Regions from separate parts of the Homo sapiens genome. Here region 1 is linked to region 2. Evidence: chromatin loops called from intact Hi-C (ENCODE). Cell type or tissue: Caco-2. All regions are shown on one strand. Links, peaks and the distances in the headings refer to the core of each region. The heading gives the core; the rest is flanking DNA.

Region 1 (10,256 bases), core at 1,474-9,473, 250 kb before region 2:
CTGCCACCCCTGAGACAGCAAGACCAACCCCTTCTCTTCCTCAATCTATTCAATGAGAAGACAATGAGGATGAAGACCTTTATAATGATCCACTTCCACTTAATGAATATTATGATTTTCCCTTTCTTATGATTTTCTTAATAACATTTTCTTTTCTTCAACTTACTTTATTGTCAGAATACAGTATATATTTGACACAGCAGGCATGTGAAAAAAACAAATATAGTATATAATATGTACAACATACAAAATATGTGTTAATCAACTGTTTATATTATTGGTAAGGCTTCCACTCAACAGTAGGCTATTAGTAGTTAAGTTTGGGGGAGCCAAAAGTTATGGATTTCTTACTGCATGAGGGGTCAGCACCCCAACCCCCATGTTGTTCAAGGGGCAACTGTATTTGCTCTATGAATGAATCGCAATATAACGTTTCTGAGAAGGATAAGAAATATTGGAAAATACAACGGGGCATAATGTTTAAACACAACTAGACTTACTCCACTAGAAGAGGAGGAGAGGGAGAGGCTCTGTTTCAATCCTAGGCTTTATTATCCTCCTGTCTAGAAAGCGGGGCCTTACAGGATCCTGCTGAGGGTACTAAAGAGGGAAGCTGTCATAGCTCACCGGCTGGCACGTGGGCAATGAGGAGTGAATCATGAATGAACAAGGTCTACATAGGTTCTCTGTCTGCTTTCCCAGTCCCCCTGCCCTCCCTGTCTGGTGTTCTTGCCACTGTCTCCAGGCTGCAGGACAGTTCCTGCTTATCTGAGCACAGTGTAAAAAAGTGCTAAAGATATGATGTGGATCACCATCTTTCTCTAAATGCTTCAAGTAAATTACTTTTTGGAAGCTCAAATTGTTAAGTTGGTTTTTGCTTAAGAGGTGATACCTACATTTCAATAGTTAAAATCAACTGTCTTGAGGCACAAAGTTTACAGACAATAAAACATATCCATCTTAAGTGCACCGTTCGATGAATTTTGACAAATGTATACACTGATGTAACCACTGCTGAAAGACAGCTATATATTTTATCATCCTAAAAAATTCCTTTGAGACCTTTTACAATCAATCCCCAAGCCCCAGCCCAAAGAAACCACCACTCTGCTTTCTGTCATTATAGATGAGTTCTTTGTGTTCTAGAACGTTATAAAAATGGAATTATATAACATGTGCTCCTTTGTGTCCAGCTTATTTTGTTCAGAATATGTTTTTCTGAGATCCAGCCCTGTTGCTGAGTTTTTCAGTGATTCATTCTTTTATTGCTAAGTGGCATTTCATTGTACAAATGGATATAACAAAATTTTAATATTTGTGTACATTGACTTGATTCTTGTGATCTTGCTCAAGTCACTTATTTCTAGTAGCATGTTTTGTAGATTCCATTTAATGTTACACATATATAATCATGTCATTTGTGAGTAAAGCCAATTAGACATTTTACATTTCGATTTGTGTGACTCTATTTCTTTCTCTAGCCATACTGAACTTGCTACAATCTTCAGTACAGTGTTAAACAGATGTCAGAGTAGGTTTCTTGGCCTTGCTCCTGATTTTATGGGGAATGTGTTTAGTGTTTCACCATTAACTATGTTTTCTGTAGGTCATTCACAAACATTGTTTATCAAGGTAAGGAAGCTTCCTTCTACTTCTAGAGCGCTGTTTTTATCATTGATGCTAAATTTTGTTACATGCTTTTTCTGCATTTATTGAAATACGATTTTTCTGTTAATAAGGTCAAATACGTTGATTTTTTTCGTATTAAAACAATCTTGCATTCCTGGAATAAAACCCCAGGATAATGTATTATTCTTTTTATATATTGCTGGATTCAGTTACTAACGTTTTGTTAAGGATTTGTTACATATATTTTCGTGAGGGATATTGGTTTGTGGTTTTCTTCCCTTATAATATTTTTGTCTGGTTTTGCTCTTAGGGTAATGCAGGCTTCATAAAATGAGTTAGGAAGTATTCTCTGTTTTCTGAAAGACTTTTCTTCCTTTCAATACTTTAAAGACGTCATTCCACTGTGTCCTGACTTGCCTTTTGTTTCTGATGAGAAGTTGGCATTAATTCTTAATTGTGATTCCTGTATGTAATGGGTTTTCTCTCCACCCCCAGCTGCTTTGAAGATTTTTCCATTTATCTCTGGTTTTTAGCAATTTGACTACCATGTGCTTTGGTGCAATTTCCATTGTGCTTACCATTCTAGGGGTTCACTGAGCTTTTTTGGTCTGTGGATTTACAGCTTTCATCAAATTTGGAAAAAATTCAGTCATTACCTTTTTGAATATTTTTCTCTTTCCACTTCATCTTTTATTAATATTGTCTCACTGGTCACTACATTTTAATTCATTTTCTTTAGTCTCTTGTCTCTCTATACTTCAGTTTGAACAGTTTCCATTGCTGTTTTTAGGGTGACTGACATTTTGGGCAGTGATTAATCTTCTGTTAAGCACATTTGGATATTGTTTTTCAGCTCTTGAAAGCTCCACTTGGATATTTTTTATATCTTCCATTTCTTTCCTCATTATGTTCATGTCTTCCTTTAAATCCTTGAGAATAATTATAATAGCTGTTTTGAAGTCCTTGCTGCTGATTTCATTATCCCTGCCATGTCTGGTTGGTTTCTCTTGACAAATTTTTCTTAATGTTATAGGTCACATTTGTCAGCATCATCACATGTCTAGTAATTTTTGAGTGGATATTGGGCATGGAGCTCTGAATTTTGTTGTTTTCCTTTACAGATTTTGGACTTTCTCTGGCAGACAGTCCAGTTACTTGTGGATCAGCTTTGTCCTTTAAAGGCTTATTTTTAAGCAGTTAGGTTAAATCAAGGGTAGTCTTTCCTCTGGGGCTAGTTTAGTCCTAAGACTGAGGCACAGTCCTTCTCCGATCTCTACAAAATGCCCAGGTGCTCAACAAGGCCTCTTCGCTTTTTGCTTTTCAAAACGTGAACATCTCCCAGGCCTGTGTGAACTTCGGGAACTTTTTGGCTTACAGCCCCCGACTTAGTTTCTGCCTGGCTTAGCGGTTGCTTTCACACTGTACATGCTTGGCTTAATATTTAATAACAGACCCATTTATTGATGTACTTCTTTCTCTGCAGAGCTTTCTTGTGTTTGGTTCTCCAGTCCACCAGTTCTAGCTGTTTCAGCTCTCTCTAAACTTTGGTCTTATCTCCTCAACTCACTGTCAGTGCCATGCTTGGGTTTTTCCTTCCTGCACCAAGATCTGAAAAGTGCCTCCAGACAGAAAGCTGGGTCAACTGTAGGTTTTTTCCCCCCATTCTCCTAAGGATTACGGTCCTGTGTTGTTTAATTTCTGAAAACATTTGTTTCATACATTTGCTTATTTTTCAGTTTTCTAGTTGCCCACAGTGGGAGGGCAAGTAGAGTTGCAGTTATTCCTCATAGCTAGAAAGATAATTTATTGAAAATGCTTTGCCATTTTTATAAGCACTCTTGTAAAATAAGAGACAGAAATAATGCTCTTGTCCATTAAAATTTTAATTGGACCAAATAAGTTATCCAAATCACTTCATGGAGAAACTAGCAAATGCCTAAACCTAATTCCCCCAACCTGAAAATGGACCTATATCTCACATACTCAATTTTGATTTCTTAGGTAAAATCTAAGACTATCAGTCTTGCCAACAATGGATAATGTAATTGGACTGATTTTGCTGTCTAGCAGTGACATGGAACAGTGGTTATACCACAAATCAGAAAGATTCAGGAGGAAAGCCAGACCTCAGAACGACTCCTGATCCCACCTGGATCTGTTCCTGCAGGCTTCAGGGAACAAGACAAGGGATGCCTGGTCACAGCTATATAACCCATGTTATTGGGGTGCTGTCTCCCCATCTTAGAAAGCTTCTTGTTGTCTGAAGATCTGACTAGACCTTGGCACATTGTAAGCAGCCTAATCGTCAAGCCCTGTACTAGTTCCGTTTATTATTTCTGCTTGGCAGGGGACACGGGTCTGTTGCACATGGGAAACTCCAATATGCTGTTCTCAGGGATCCGCATTCCCGTGACCATTGTTATGCATGTCAGAAGATAAATGAGACCCTGGCACATTTCCACGAGGCGCCATCTCATAAAAAGACACATTAAGGAAATTGTATTGAATTGTATCATTTCAAATACATAGGGCTCTATGCACTACTGTGTTTATTTTTTATGTTGATATTTTACCTCCTCCTTCTCTTGGGAAGGGACAGTAAATTCTCAGGAGTCCTACAAATGTAATGAACAACCCAATTTTTTATTTATCAGGAAGCAGAATAAAGAGATTGGGGATGAAAGAAGTAGGAGGTCGCCATCCTCTCTTTATGCCAAGCCTATCTGGCCTCCACAGAACCTGTACCATCTCTTCCAGAAGCTTCTCTCTCTCTCCTCAGCCACCCACAAGGAGGGGAAGAAGTGCAGTCACTTCTGTAGATATGGGATGACTTTGGTAAAATCCAAGTACTGTGGCATTTTGGGAAAAAGATGTTCATTATTTAGAAAAAGTGGGCTTTTTTTCAAAATGATATCAGGAAAGGTAACAGGCAAACATAATCATCATTGGAGGAGAACATCTGTTAGGCACAAAACCTTGACAAAACCCTTTCCCATTGTTGCTAGCTAATTACAGACCCAACCGTTATTTGGGAATGGGAATATCACACTATAAAGGTTCCATATAGCTCTCATACCAAATGTAGCTAGCAGAGAACATACTAGATTAGCCACTGGGAATGAGGTGCATTGTTTGAAGTCAAGGCTTTAAGTCATTGGTAATAGCTGGCTATCTCAACATTTCCAGGAGGTGTCTTCATGGACTAAGCATTCATATTACCTGTAGCCAAGAGGTAAAAACAGTAGTTTTTACCCTGGAATGTTCTAGAGTCACCAGTGCCTAGCCTCCAGTCCGTGCCAGTGAAGTCAGACTCTGGCCATCGTGCCTGAGCACTGGTATTTTTGCTAAGGGTTTCAAATAATTCTAATGAGTAGCCAGGATTGAGAACCACTCTTAGACCGATAACTCCTGTGAAATTGGAGAGCAGAAGATAACATGAACAAGCTTTTAGTGGTTTCCTTGATCTTCTGCTTAGGTTCCCCTTGTCCCATTGAAATCTACCCACCCCATTGTGTCTGCAACAAATTTCTATTCCTGAGAATAATCCATCAGTTTTGAAAATGAAATGCTCAAATAGGATATGCTCTACAGTCTAGGATTTTCCAATGATTTAATTATCTAATTACTGGAGCTGGCTGCCAAGCACAAATGGTTTTATTCAGTTTCACTATTTTATAACACAGTTCAAAGAATATTTGAATTTCTAATTCAATTTTTGTTCTTTTGAGACTAGTCTAGTGTTTCGTATATCTCTAATGATAGCTCCATTATTGGACTTAGAGCCACTGTGCGGCTGCAGTTCATTTTTGGTATATAATACCGCACATGTTGAAGGAGAATTGGTGCCGAGATAGCTTAATTATTCTAAGCTGTTTTTGTCTTAAGTAGACTCCCTCGATTGAAAAGACAGAAGTTTGATGGGGAGGAAAGCTGAATGGGACCCAGGGAATACAAATGCAGAGGTAGAAACAGTAACAGCCAGGTTAGGAAACACCATGCTTATTTTTCCCTGCGAGTCTGCGCTTTAGAACTGCCCAACTTCCCAGGCTCAAAAGCACATTTGCTCACTGTTCTTTATTCCCAGAAAGCCAGAAAAGTTGAGTAGTTCTGGAGCAATAAAGAAACTTGTGTGGTTAACACAGCATTCCTAGACCTTGACCAAAGACCTTCTTTGTTTAAGAAAACTGCTCTTTTTCACAAAGCTGCACAGTTCAAGGGTTGCAAGGCGAGACAAGTGTGAGAGATCCCTCCCAGCCGGCCAGAGGACCAAACTACGCCAGCCACTGATGGGGTGACGCTGTAGCTACAGACATCAAGAGAGCCTTGGTATCAAATTCACCTCTAACGCCTGTGAAATTCCCAGGGGAAGTGCGGCATTTATGCTAAAGCAATTCCATCCCTGTCCCCAAACCAACAAATGCTCACTTTTGAGAGCAGTTAGGTACTTCCATACAAATGATATGTATGTTTTTCTTAAAGGGCGCAATGAGGAGGTAACAATTTCGAAATGGCCAGCAGATGGTGCCAAAAGGCAGGAGCAGTGAAGGGAAGGGCTTGACCTCCAGGAGCCCCAGGTAAGAACGAACTTGGGAGCCGATAGGCCCCCTCTGAACTGCAATTGTGTCCTTTGGCCTGCAGAGTACTCAGTAATTAGTTTTCAATTACTTTCCAACATTTTTAAATGGCGGTAATTCATATAAAACCTGTGTCTCCAGATTTGCTTGAAATATTGAAACATCTAGAAACACTGGATACTTATTCTATCAGGTTAAGAGCCAGTTGGAACTGAGTGGCTACTATCCTTTAAAGGGGCCAATTTACTGTGGTCTCTCCTCCATTTCACTTGCTGTTACTGCCCGGACACTGAAGACATGTGACTTTGTCACCCCCTGACACAACCCAGCCCAACCCGTACACTTCATTTCATTGCAATGTGTCTTTAAAATTGCAAAGCGAGAGGAAGCTAATGCAAAGGATGGGGCCATCACAGACGATGAGATTCACTAGGAGATTTAAATGAATTTGCATCAGATGTTCAAGGTATCTGGGATGTTGCCTAAGAGACAGAGTAGCCTTTGGAGATCAGAGCCCTCACTCTTCTAGCAACCGTCATGATCCATGCTGGGGCCTTGGGGCAGGTCTCTCAAACCAGCTGCCTTTCTGTGTGTTTTCTGGTAGGCAGAGGGCAAGGGGAAATTGTTTTCTTAGCTTTCATTAGGTGGTTAAACAACTTAGGGCTTGTGCTGTCGCTGTGCTGAAGAAGCAGAACCGATTGGAAGCCTTTTTCCTATTAGAGGAAAGGGCTCAGGAGGTTGCATCCCCATGGCTGCTCCAGGATCCTGGATACATTTATCTTGTTTTTTTTGAGACATAGTCTTGGTCTATTGCCCAGGCTGGAGTGCAATGGTGCTATCCTGGCTCATGCAACCTCTGCCTTCCACATTCAAGTGATTCTCAAGTCTCAGCCTCCCTAGTAGCTGGGACTAGAGGCACACCCCACCATGCCTGGCTAATTTTTTTTCAGTATAAATGGGGTTTCACCACATTGGCCAGGCTGGTCTTGAAGTCCTGACCTCGTCATCCACCTGCCTCGTCCTCCCAAAGTGCTGGGATTACAGGCATGAGCCATGACACCTGGCCCTATCTTCTAGCACTATTTGGATTATGAGCTTCTGGAAGTCAGGGAGGATATCTGTATAGAGCCTAGGCCAGCACTGTATCCTCAACGACCAACCTACCAGCCAGGGCAGGGAGGTGGGAGAAGGTGCACAGAGCAAATATGTGGTCTCATGCAGAGATGCACATCTCTACCTCCTTATTACCCAGGAGACAGCTTATTCTGCTTTGGCAGATTTACGGGATTTGTTGACCAAGATTCGTGACCTGAAGGGTCACTTATCCTGATTCCCGTAGAGTTTATATATTCCTTAACAATGGAAAAGAGCAAGGAACGGATGGATCACAGTATCTGAATGAAATGCAGATGTTTTTCGTAACAAATCACCATGATGGCTTTTTTTCCTTATGAATTCATCTTCTATTCTAAACTCATAGTTCTAAATACATCACAGATCCTTGCAAAAAAAATGAAAAAAAAAAAAAAAAAAAAAGCTTGGCTGACTATCCACCTTTGTCCCCGTTCAGTGTGGAGGAGGATGGAGCCTCCAAGCTGTCAGAAGTCAGCCTTCACTGGCTGTCGGCATGCTCCCCGTGGCCCCTCTCCTTTCGGCTCTTCTCCAAAAACAAATGCCCTAGAGTCTCTTCCTGCGTAAAAGTACGCACAGCTTAAAGAAGTGGTTGTAGGCCAGACGCGGTGGCTCAAGACTGTAATCCCAGCACTTTGGGAGGCCGAGGCAGGTGGATCACGAGGTCAGGAGATCGAGACCATCCTGGCTAACACGGTGAAACCCCGTCTCTACTAAAACATAGAAAAAATTAGCCGGGCGTGGTGGCGGGCGCCTGTAGTTCCAGCTACTCGGGAGGCTGAGGCAGGAGAATGGCGTGAACCCGGGAGACGGAGCTTGCAGTGAGCCGAGATCGCGCCACTGCACTCCAGCCTGGGGGACAAAGCGAGACTACGTCTCAAAAAAAAAAAAAAAAAAAAAAAAAAAAAAAAAAAAAGAAGTGGTTATAGATTGACTATAGTTGCAGTGGAAGGCTCTAGACTTGGATTGTGTGTGTGAGAGAGGAAGCCATGCTGTTTCTATGGTTCTACATTCTCTAGGTCTTCACGGAGCCCCTAGGAAAAGGAAGGTAGGAAGAGCTCAGGGCAACCGAGACAGAGGCCGCCGTGCATGAGGAATACCTGGAGCTGCCGCATCTGCTGGAGCTGGAGCCTGAGTTCCGCCACGCTCCGCCTCATCTCAAGCAGGCTCATGTGGATGGCTGAGGTGCCCACAGGTGGAGGCTGGCTGGGAGGCACCGTGGACTCCAGAGCACTGAGCATCTTCCCACCAGACACATGGGGCGTTCCTATGAGAAAAGTGCATCAGAGAACTCAGAAGGCCACAAAGGAAAGTCTAAGCTATGCATCCCATCCCAATGCAGATGACTGGTAATTCTAAAAAGGCCTAATTCTCTCATTACAAAAAATATGCATATATATGAATCACACAGTGTTATGGTATGCAGTGTGCAATGATCACATTCTAGAAGTTTAGTAAGAAAGTGCCATAGGAAGACAGGCCACAGAGCTGCCTATGCTCCTATCTATCTATCCACTGATTGTTCTATCAATTGATCAATTTTGTTTATTTTTTTTTTATTTTAATTTTTTTTTCTTTTCTTAACCCCTGGAAGTAGAGCTTTTTTAAACACACAGGTTTGCATAGAGAAAAGCTTAGAAGTGTATAAAACAAAGTGTTAACGGTATCTCCAGCTGTGCTTTTCCAATATAAGGTTTTTTGTTTGTTTGTTTACTATTTTTTATTTTTGAGAACAGGGTCTCACCGTATTGCCCAGGCAGGTCTCGAACACCTGGGCTCAAGCTATCCTCCTGCCTCTGCCTCCCTAAGAGCTAGGATTACAGGCGTGAACCACCGCACTTGGCCAATTTTTTGTATTTCTAAAATCTGCATACTGAATATCTGCAATTTTATAATAGAGAAAACTAATTTTAAAATTCTGAGACCTAATATAGAGTGCTTATGTGCCTATTTTCTGCACAGCAAATGTAACCTAAGGACATGCAACTTATTTCTGGGCAGAGATTCAGCCAATCGCCAAGGGGAGATTAGTAAGAACTGGGTACTGTCCTGAATCCCTTCAGATTTCCAAAATGAAAAGAAAGAGGGCATCTGCACACAACTCCTTTAGTAAGAAAATAAGGCAAGATGCAAAAATTCTTCAGGAGGGGACTCTAAAAAGGACAATGCAATTCTATTGATACAGGTACCTGGAGTAGAGGCTGGATCCATGTTACTAATAAAGACACACACACACACACACACACACGCACACACTCTTCTGGAGTAGAGGCTGGATCCATATTACTAATAAAGACACGCACACACACACACGCATGCACACACTGTTCTGGAGTAAAGGCTGGATCCATGTTACTAATAAAGACACACACACACACGCACACACACTCTTCTGGAGTAGAGGCTGGATCCATGTTACTAATAAAGACACACACACACACACACACACACACACACACACTTCTGTTCAGTTCTCTTTCCTGTAAAGCTTTGTCACAGGCCAGGCTGGCCTTGCAGGACAGAGCACTGCTGGCCACTTGCAGACCCTGGAGTGGCTATAGTGTGGTGGTACCCTGTCTTTCCATCCTGGCTCAGTCATTTCGGGAACCTTTCCCGCTCCAGCACACACAACTCAGCCAGGCCCCAGTGGAGCTCAAAGTGGCTCATGAGCCAGGGAGCTCCCTGAAACTATCCTCTTTCTTGCTTGGCCTTGGCGATGCTGATGCTGCTGGCGCCCCATGGTCTTCATCCATGAGTGACCATCCAAATAGGGCCAGTCTCCCAGCCCCTCTAATGGCCCTCTTGGGGAGGCAGCAGGGGAGCAGGCCAGAAGGCATTTTAAAGAACTGACAATGGAGCTCCAGGAGACCCGATAGCGAGCTTTTTGTTATGTTTCTTTCTTTCTTTTTTTTGAGACAGAGT
Region 2 (10,256 bases), core at 1,226-9,225:
CTGATCCCACACACTCATTCTTTCAGAGCCCGGCAAGGTAAGATGAACTGATTACACCATACTTAGAAACATCCTGTAGAATCAAAGAAAAATGCTTCCTGCCTTTGTACAGAAAATTAAGAGATTTTTCAAAGTGAAGAAAAGCAATTTAATTACCATTAAACAAGGTTTAACTGCTGTGGGCAATCATTCTCTGCTTGAGAAGCATAATTTCACTTGAAAGAAACCAGATTGGCCCCCGGCCCTCTTTTGGCTTATCCTCAGCAAGAAGCGACTGGGAACAACTGACTCTTGGGTGAGCTGTCCAGATAGTTAGAAACATATCACACAGCAGTTTAGGGACCCCAGGGGGGGCAGGGAAACCCCAGAATCAGGCCACTCCTGTACCTTGCTCCTGTCTGCTGCTCGGAAGGGCCCCCCACAGCAGAAACATGTGATGCCTCCTTTCTTCTTTGGCCCTTCTACAGAAGGGCAGACATGGGTCTTCATGTCCAGATGTGGCATGGAACATCAGCCAGACCTTTAATGTTCTGGGAGCAGTCCAGTGCTGAGCCCACGGGTGGCGGGACCCGCCCGCTCCACAACCAGCTCGTCCATTCTCCCAGCAAGCAGGCCTGACGCACCCCTGACAGTCAGCCGCTCAGGATTTGAAGTGTGATTCACAGCTAGAAAATACCGGTTTTTCATTACTATGCAAATGCCACCTGGGTGGGGTTTAGGTAAATCCGGATGTGGACACTAACAATGAGGGCAAGAATGGGTCTCTTTTCCGTAGTTCTCACTGGGCCCAGTGGGTTCCACCCAGTGGCAGTCTTTAAAGAAAATTACAGGCCGGGTGTCATGGCTCATGCCTGTAATCCCAGCACTCTGGGAAGCCGAGGGAGGTGGATGGCTTGAGGTCAGGAGTTCGAGACCAGCCTGGCCAACATGGTGAAACCCTGTGTCTACTAAAAAATACAAAAATTAGCTGGGCATGGTGGCGGGCTCCTGTAATCCCAGCTACTTGGGAGGCTGAGGCAGGAGAATCACTTGAACCCAGGAGGCAGAGGTTGCTGTGAGCCAAGATTACGTCATTGCACTCCAGCCTGGGTGACAGAGTAAGACTCCGTCTCAAAAAAAAAAAAAAATTAGAGTTGAACAGAGTTGGACGGAGACATTTATAGTTCCCCAGTATCCAATGGGCAGTTAATGTTCACATATAGCCCAAGGTTAGAGACAGATCTTTACCTAATTCATATCAAAATATATTTATTGTGTCATTCCCACCACGTGGCAAAGCCCAAATCACCAACTGTCTCAACACCAGTGTTTGGTCAAATTGTTTCATCCAGAAAGGCAGTGCAGTCATGTGAATGTGCTTCATTTGTGGCCATATCTGCCTTAAAAGCATACCAGGTTGGAGCTTCTAGAACAACAGAATAAAGAAAGGCAGGGCTGTAACATCCAAATGCTTAGGAACCACCCAGAGGACATGCCCCCCATTTCCTAATGGTATGGCCTGCAGCCCCCAACCCACCTAACTGTTTTCAACACATGGCCTCTGAAGAATACGTCCTGCTGGATAAGAGTCACTGTGAGTCAGAAACTTGGATTCGAGCTGGCTCTGGCACTCACAGGCTATGAGACCAACTCATATCCCATATCCCAGCATTTCTCTGAGGCTGTTTTCTCATCTGTAAAGTGAGGAAGTTGCATTCCCATCATTTTCACAAATGACCCCAAGTTGAACAATGCCCGGTGTTAAGGGCATCAGTGGGACTCACAACATCTCCCTGTCTTTGTTCAGCCAATCTTTGCTGGGTGCATTCTGAGCAACTGACCTGAGCCAGGAGAGGGGAGAAGCTTACAAGTCAGCATCTTTCAATATAATTAATGGTTTCTTTCTTTTCAATTGAGAGCAGATGAAAAAGCAAAGATTAGGTAAATGGTCATGTCATTGAGGTAACCCGAACTCAGGGATGCATGACACACGTATCCTGTTTCAGACATGATTGCATAGAACTATATCCTTTTTTTTGTGATCAAGAGGAAACATTTTATTTTATTTTTATTATTTTTATATTCTTTTTGAGACAGAGTCTCACTCTGTCACCCAGGCTGGAGTGCAGTGGCCTGATCATGGCTCACTGCAGCCTCAACCTCCTGGGCTCAGGTGATCCTCCCGCTTCAACCTCCCGAGCAGCTGGGACTACAGGTGAGTACCACTATGCCTGGATAATTTTTTCTTTCCTTTTCTTTTTTTTTTTTCTTTGGAGACAGAGTCCCGCTGTGTTGCCCAGGCTGGATTGCAGTGGCACAATCTTGGCTCACTTCAATCTCTACCTCCCAGGTTCAAGAGATTCTTCTGCCTCAGCCTCCTGAGTAGCTGGGATTACAGGCACATGCCTACACACTGGGCTAAGGAGTAAACATTTTAGTAACCAAGTGGACACTGAAGATGTTGAGAACTGGTAAACAAACAATCAAGCAAGTAAGAACAGAAATACCAGCATTTGGCTTTTGAGTTAATGACAAGAACACTCGGCATGGGAGCCTGGGTGAGCAAATCACAGATCTTCAAGCTTCTGTAAGTGGCCTGCATTGGGGGTCACCGTGGTGAGCTACGTAGCACCCTGGAGTTCCACAGTGCTTCTCTGAGACAGCCACAGAGATAGAAGGACAGCTTAGTGAGGAGTCCCCACTACCCCATCGAAAGGGGACTTCCATGAATAATAGTGCTTGCACAAAAGCTAACTCTCTTCTATCACTCTTCTGCTTAAAACCCTCAGCACTATATTAAGATTAAAATCCTGATTGAAGCTTACTAAGCGCCTCTGGCTACCTCTCCCAGGGCACCTGGGTCCTTCAGCAGACAAGCCCCTTCCTTCCTCTGGGTCTCAGCACTTGCTGTGTGCACCTCTTCCCAAAAAACTCTTGCTCACTCTTTGCCCGGCTGTTTGCAAGACTGGCTCCTTTTCAGGTAATCCTATTTCTTTTTTTTTTTTTTAATTATTTGTAGAGGCGGGGTCTCGCTATATTACCCAGGCTGGTCTCAAACTCCCGGGCTCAATCGATCTTTCTGCCTCAGCCTCCCAAAGTGCTGGGAAAGTGCTGGGATTACAAGCATGAGCCACTGCACCTGGCCTTCCTCTACTTCCTTCATGGCAGGTATCTCCATCTAAAATTATCTGTATATCTGTTTCCTCCTCTGCCTTCCCACCATTACATTCTGAGCTCTATGCAGGCAGTGAGTGTCTGTGTTTTGCCTCTCGCTGTCATCCCAGAGACTAGGGCAATACCTGTCCAAACTAGACTCAATCAGTGCCGAGTAAATGAATGAATGAATGAATGGTTATTTTTTTTTTCCAAATCTGATCACATGTAGCTGTCCCATCTTTGTGCTAATCAAAATTATCTTTCTTTTTTGGACACAGTGTCTTGCTGTCGCCCAGCTTGTGGCACAGTGGCGCAATCAGAGCTCATTTCAGGCTCAACCTTCTGGCCTCAAGCAATCCTTTGGCCTCGGCTTCTAGAGTAGCTAGGACCACAGGTGTGTGCCAGCATGCCTGGCTAATTTTTTTTTATTTTTTGTAGGGACAGGCTCTCACAATGTTGCCCAGGTTGGTCTTGAACTCCTGGGCTCAAACAATCCTCCCTCTTGGGCCTCCCAAAGTGCTGGAATTCCAGGTGTGAGCCATCTCACCAGTTCAAAATGATCTGATGCTTACACTTAATCACTCAAATAGCACTTTCATATACTTAATCTTCAAAATTATAATCTGAGGCCTTTTTGTGGGTTGGTGAAGAGCCACTGGCTATGAACCTGTTTGCCTTTAACTAAGTAATCTTGAAGGAGACAATTCCTCCAGCTTCAGATTCCTCCTCCATAAAACTAGGATGATTCCTCGAGCAGCTCCCACCATGAACAACCTATGAATGTTTAAGACATTGACTAGATAGAAACTGATCCTTTCTCACAAAATGTTTTGTGAGATGTCTCCCTTATTCCTGCTACGATGTCCTGAACATCTACTATATGCCAGGTGCTGGGTTAAGTACTTCTCACACACTGCCTCTGATCTGCAAACCAACTTGCTGGGCAGGAATTCTTAGCTCCCCGCCCCTTTTTTTTTTTTTTTTTTTTTTTTAACAGATGCAGAAGCTTACTTGGACCAAGTGACTTGTCCCAGACCACACAAACAGTAAGTAGTAGAACCAGTTCTCAAATCTAAGTCTGTCCAACAACAAAGGTGAAATTCCTTCCACCTCCCCACAGTGCCCCTAGGAAAGGGACTACAAAAACATCAGATTAGGGTCCCTATTTACAACAGGAGTTAGGCATGTAAGGGAGGCAGGTGTGGGATGGAGAGGGGGAGCCCCATCTTAATACAGCAGCTGTTACTTAGCTTTAGTGGAGGTTGTAACAAAGGAATCGGAACTCAATGTTTCCTGATCATCTGATTTTTTAAAATCAGGATGTAAGAAATTTTTTACATGAAAACTCCATTGTGCAGGCCTTTCTGGAGAAACTGACCCCAGGCCAGGGCCTCTGATCTGTTTTTTTCTTTCTTTTTTTTTCTTGTTTTTTTTTTTTTTTTTTTTTTGAGACAGTGTCTCTTTCTGTTTCTTAGGCTAGAATGCAGTAGTTACAATCACAGCTCACTGCAGCCTTGATCTCCCAAGCTCAAGGGATCCTCCCATCTTAACTTCCTGCATAGCTGGAACTACAGGCATGTGCCACCACATCAGGCTCAATTTTAATTTTAATTTAATTTTTTTGAGACATAGTCTCACTCTGTCGCCCAGGCTGGAGTGCAGTGGTGTGATCTCGGCTCACTGCAACCTCCGCCTCCTGGGTTCAAGTGATTCTCATGCCTCAGCCTCCTGAGTAGCTAGGATTACAGGGGTGCACCACCACACCCAGCTATTTTTTGTATTTTTAGTAGACACAGGTTTCATCATGTTGCCCAGGCTGGTCTCAAACCCCTGACCTCAGGTGATCCACCCACCTCAGCCTCCCAAAGTGCTGTGATTACAGGTGTGAGCCATAGCACCTGGCCTAATTTTTTTCATTTTTCTGTGAAGACAGGGTCTTCCTGTGTTGCTCAGGCTGATCTCAGATTGCTGGTCTCAAGCAATCTGCTCTCTCGACCTCCTTAAGTGCTGGGATTACAGGTGTGAGCCACTGCACCCGGCCCAATCTATTCTTATTCTGGCTTGCATCAATCATTGACCAATGAAAGTTGACAAATGTGGCCAGGCACAGTGGCTCACGCCTGTAATCCCAGCACTTTGTGAGGCCGAGGGGCGGGGGGTGGGCAGATCACTTGAGGTCAGGAGTTTGAGACCAGCTTGGCCATCATGGCGAAACTCCGTCTCTATTAACAATACAAAAAAAAAAAAAATTAGCAAGGCGTGGTGGCAGGCACATGTAGTCCCAGTTACTCCAGAGGCTGAAGCAGGAGAATCGCTTGAACCTGGGAGGTGGAGGTTGCAGTGAGCCGAGATTGCGCCACTGCACTCCAGCCTGGGTGACAGAGAGAGACCCCATTTCAAAAAAAAAAAGTGCCAAATGTGTCCCTTCAATTCCAGTCAGCACTTTTGGAAACACGCGTAAAATTGTTGCCAATGTGCATTCTGTGTGTTTGGGAGTCATTGTGCAAAATGCGTGGGCAGCAAGCACTCTTTTGTGAACCAAGTTCTATGAACCACCAAGTATTCTTTCTCTAGGCTGAATTCCAAGGCTCTGTTCAGAGAGTACAGGTTTCTGAAGGAAGGGATTTGATCTATGTATGCGGCTTTCTTCTTAAAATGCCAGGAAGAAGGTTGCTTAACAAATGCTTTTGACATTCCTGACAAGTAATCTCCAGGCTTGACTTCAGGGGTGAGTTACACCTCTCCCTCCCCACGCCTTTTTGAGAGTATTGCCAACAAGCAGCAGCAAAACTGATGTTCTTCAACTCCACCCTTTGGTGCATCACTGAAATGGCAAAAAGGTAGGAGGTGCAGAGGAGAACTTCAGGCCACGGAGGCAAGAAGTCAGTCATTGATTCCTGGCATGATTGTGATAGTCGTGTTTGGAAATCCAACCCATAAAATGAGCCACCGGTTTCACAGCGCACACCTTAGAGATCTCAGAAACATGCCCTAGGCTTGCTTGAGTCACAATAGCTGGGTTCAAATCTCCACTCCTGTTGTCTAAAGAACGAACTGTCTAGGCTAGTCTCAGCCTTGGTTTACAGGTATCTCTCCGCAGGGTTTTTTTGGGAGAACTATATTTGAAATAATGTGTGTGAAAGTTTCTGAGATATAGTAAGTAATAATACTTGTGGGGATTCTAAGGCTTACTTGCAGTGATTTAAGTGTATATGGGGAATATTTTTATTGTATTGCATTGGCATGAATAAAGACATTTGAGATTTGGATGTTTACGTCTTAAAAAGCCAGTGGTATTTAATATTTGCAGGAAGAAAATGTTGTATTTACCCTATAATATAGGAAACTTGGCCCATTTTTCTAATGATATAGAAAAAGCTCAATTAGGCTTAAATATGACCTAGCACCACCCCAAGCCTACAGCACTTGTATTCTCTTTAATAAAAATTGCGTAAATTATAGCTTTCTCTTGATTTGCACAGTACGGGCTCAATTCTACCCCCTTTCCCCTAAGTAGAGTTGTTTCTTACTATTTTTCAGGTTAACCAACTAATGTCAGACATATGTTTCTTCACCAAACACTGCATTAGGGGACGTTTATTTTACATTTGTTCCCTTTTGCAAATATTTGCAGTTAGTTGCAGAACTGAGCTATTTTATGAAGTACAGAAAATATGTCCAGGGAAAACATAAGGTTTCAAAAGTAGCTTTTGAGAAGGAGAAAGGAAGAAAAGTCTAATTACAGTGAAGATAGGTACTGATTTGTGCTAAGAGAATGTATAAATCACGTCCACTACACTCGTGGTTTTAATGCATTCTGTGCATCTGAATTAAACAGGAGCTAGTGTTTGAAATTATGTCTAAAGCTTTCTTCAGTGATTTGAGAATATAAAAAGTAGTGTTTCTTTTCTTTCAAAAGACATCCCTCTCGCAGTGTGCCTTCTATTCTTGACTTGTCTTGCTATAAAAGAAAAAGCTCTCACAGTCTTTTCAAATCTAAATAGTCTGTACATTAAAACAGTTTCTTTTTTCATTTAGGAAACTGAATCATAGCTATACAGTTACAAACATAATATGAAAACCTAAACACCTTTTATCTAAAATGAACCCTCAGCAAATTAGCAAGAGGTAAGGTTTAGGTATGAGGGACATTTTTTTTTTTTTTTTTTTTTTTTTTTGAGATGGAGTCTTGCTTTGTTGCCCAGGCTGGAGGGCAGTGGAGTGATCTCGGCTCACTGCAACCTCCGCCTCCCAAGTTCAAGCGATTCTCCTGTCTCAGCCCCCCTAGTAGCTGGGATTACAGGCACCCGCCACCATGCCCGGCTAATTTTTATATTTTTAGTAGAGACGGGATTTCACCATGTTGGCCAGGCTGGTCTTGAACTCCTGACCTCAGGTGATCCACCTGCCTTGGCCTCCCAAAGTGCTGGGATTACAGGCATGAGCCACTGCGCCCGGCCTAAAGGACATTTCGGTATACATTTAAAGTGAATGTTTTATACAATGAGTCAAAAGATGCCCTGACCTACAATAAATTTAATTCTTTTGTTGATAATTCCAGGCAACTTAAACATATTCAAAGCAAACATGGGATGGTTAGGACCCAAAACAGCATTTGTTTAGAAAGATGAGGTCCTATCTGGGATTCCTTTTGCCAAGGGAAGATGCCACTGGAAATGAGACTACTAATGCCCCAAGAAGTGACTGATCCTATAATGGAAAAGGGAAAAAAGAAAAAGAGAACTGCTTCCTTCTTCAAGGGACAACCACATCAAAGCACAAATGCACTCCTGCGTAGGTGTGTGAGATGAAGGTACCATCTCAGCCACTGTAGAAACTGCTGGCCTCCCTTGAAAGAACACAGGCCACATTCCAGGGCAACCATTTCTGTTTAAACTAGTTTTTAAATGTTAAAATGTTATATGCATATGATGACAATATAAATGGTAGCAAAATATAGGTGTTAAGAATAAAAGCTTCTGTCCTCATTAGTCTTCTAGTCCCTCTCTCTGATTTATTGGACATCATTCCAGAAATTTTTTTCCTTTAAGACGGAGCCTCACTCTGTTGTCCAGGCTGGAGGGCAGTGGCGCAATCTCAGCTCACTGCAAGCTCCACCTCCCGGGTTCATGCCATTCTCCTGCCTCAGCCTCCTGAGTAGCTGGGACTACAGGCGCCCGCCACAACACCCTGCTAATTTTGTTTTTGTATTTTTAGTAGAGACGGGGTTTCACCGTGTTAGCCAGGATGGTTTCGATCTCCTAACCTCATGATCTGCCTCCCCTTGGCCTCCCAAAGTGCTGGGATTACAAGCGTGAGCCACCACGCCCAGCCTGGAAATTAATGTGTAGACAAGTACACAGAAAATGCACATGGCTTTTTATACAAATAGGATCCACCCTTTTTAAAACAAATGGTGGGCTGAGTGCAGTAGCTCATGCCTATAATCCCAACACTTGGGGAGGCAGAGGCGAGAGGATTGCTTGAGACCAGGAGGAGTTCGAGACCAGCCTGGGCAAAACACAGTGAGACCCCGCCTCTAAAAAGAAATTTAAAAAACTAAAATGAAAATAAAATAATACCTGGGTGATGAAACAATCTGTACAACAAAGCCCCATGACACAAGTTTACCTATGTAACAAATCTGCACACATACCCCTGAACTTAAATTAAAAGTTAAAAAAGAGTTTCATAATGAAAGGGGCATTTGAAAAAAAAAAAAAAGAAAAGAAAATAAGGGTCAGATAGACTATGAGACTAAGCCAAAGGGCCATACTGTTGGTTAAGTAAGCATGAACATGCATTTAATGAATAATATATGGTTGTTTTTTTTTTTGAGACAGAGCCTTGCTCTGTCACCTAGGCTGGAGTGCAGTGGTGTGATCTCCGTTCACTGCAGCCTCCGCCATCGGGTTCCAGTGATTCTCCTGCCTCAGCCTCCTAAGTAGCTGGAATTGCAGATGCGCACCACCGTGTGCAGCTAATTTTTATATTTTTAGTAGAGATCGGGTTTCGCCATGTTGGCCAGGCTGGTCTCAAACTCCTGGCCTCAACTGATCCTCCTGCCTTGGCTTCCAAGATGGGATTACAGACATGACCCAGCAAACCCAGCATAAGTTTTAAATAGTTACATGTTCACGGTTAACAGTTTAGAAAAGCAAGAACCAAACTAAAGTATCACTAGTAATTGTTAGAAAATAAAATAATAAATGGGATCATATTAACTCTACTGCTCGGTAGATTGTTTACTAAATATAACTTGGTTATGTGTTCCTACCCACATGTCAAGTGTATTTCACACATTGGCATCACTGTAGTGAACTGTATTCTCTGAACGTACCATAATATCCCCTGCAACATTCATATCGACAGAATAAACTGAGTGTTTTTGAGAAAAAGTTTGGGCAATACCTTCCAAAACTAGCAATCCAACTTGACATTCTAGAAATTTGTCCTTCAGATTCGTTCCCACATGCACAGATACAAGGATGGTCACTGCAGTCCTGTTCACAACAGGGAGAGAAAAAAGAAGCAATCTAACCAGCAATTAAAAGGGGTCAAGTTTATCTATGATGGGGCCACTTTATAATTGCTTTGAAGAGAGAATAGTTTTAAATGAGAGTCTGTCTTCTTCTGACCGTCATAAACACACACACAGCCCACAAGGGAGAAATTGAAAATTGGCCTTTGTGAGGCTCTTTACCGGAGCTGCTTTCTTCAGTAGTCTTAAAACTTATCATAAAAAAGGATGCAAATAATAAGTTAAAGATGAACGGAGCCCGTGCAACCCTTCTTTGTGCAAAATTCAAAGAGACAATTAAAAAACAAAAAGGTCCCTCCAAAACACAGGCCAAACGATTATCTGCAGCACATTTACCTTACTACCAGTGACTGCTATGAAAATGAGACCTGGCCAGGTGCAGTGGTTGACACCTTTGATCTAAACTTTTGGGGAGACTAAAGTGGGAGGATTGTTTGAGCCCAGGAGTCTGAGACCAGCCTAAGTAACAAAGTGAGACCCTGGCTCTACCTAAAAGAAAAAAAAAAAAAATTAGTTGGTGTGATGGTACATGCCTGCAGTCCCAGCTACTTGGGAGACAGAGGCAGGAGGATTGCTTGAG

Evidence for each region. Hi-C counts contacts between places; a loop is a spot of excess contacts. Peaks named below come from ENCODE experiments on the same cell type or tissue, not always from the same donor. Only the 100,000 strongest peaks of a DNase experiment are listed, where the experiment ranks them.
Region 1: a loop joins it to region 2, with 6 times the contacts of the local background. A loop is called at or near these places in 2 of 110 quality-filtered maps.

What each region holds. Positions count from the first base shown.
Region 1 is chr10:24,499,724-24,509,979 of GRCh38, reverse strand. It overlaps KIAA1217, which reads right to left. Exons shown (of 21, transcript NM_019590.5): 9 at 8,435-8,601. Among named protein-coding and RNA genes, the nearest start is that of ARHGAP21, 220 kb to the left of the region's middle. RefSeq lists an enhancer at 8,028-8,528. In Caco-2, for the core only: a CTCF peak has its summit at 6,157 (motif pointing right); a DNase peak (open chromatin) is centred at 6,179.
Region 2 is chr10:24,245,728-24,255,983 of GRCh38, reverse strand. All of the region lies in intron 2 of KIAA1217, which reads right to left. Among named protein-coding and RNA genes, the nearest start is that of MIR603, 25 kb to the left of the region's middle. In Caco-2, for the core only: no CTCF peak of the experiment used is centred there; DNase peaks (open chromatin) are centred at 4,253 and 5,929.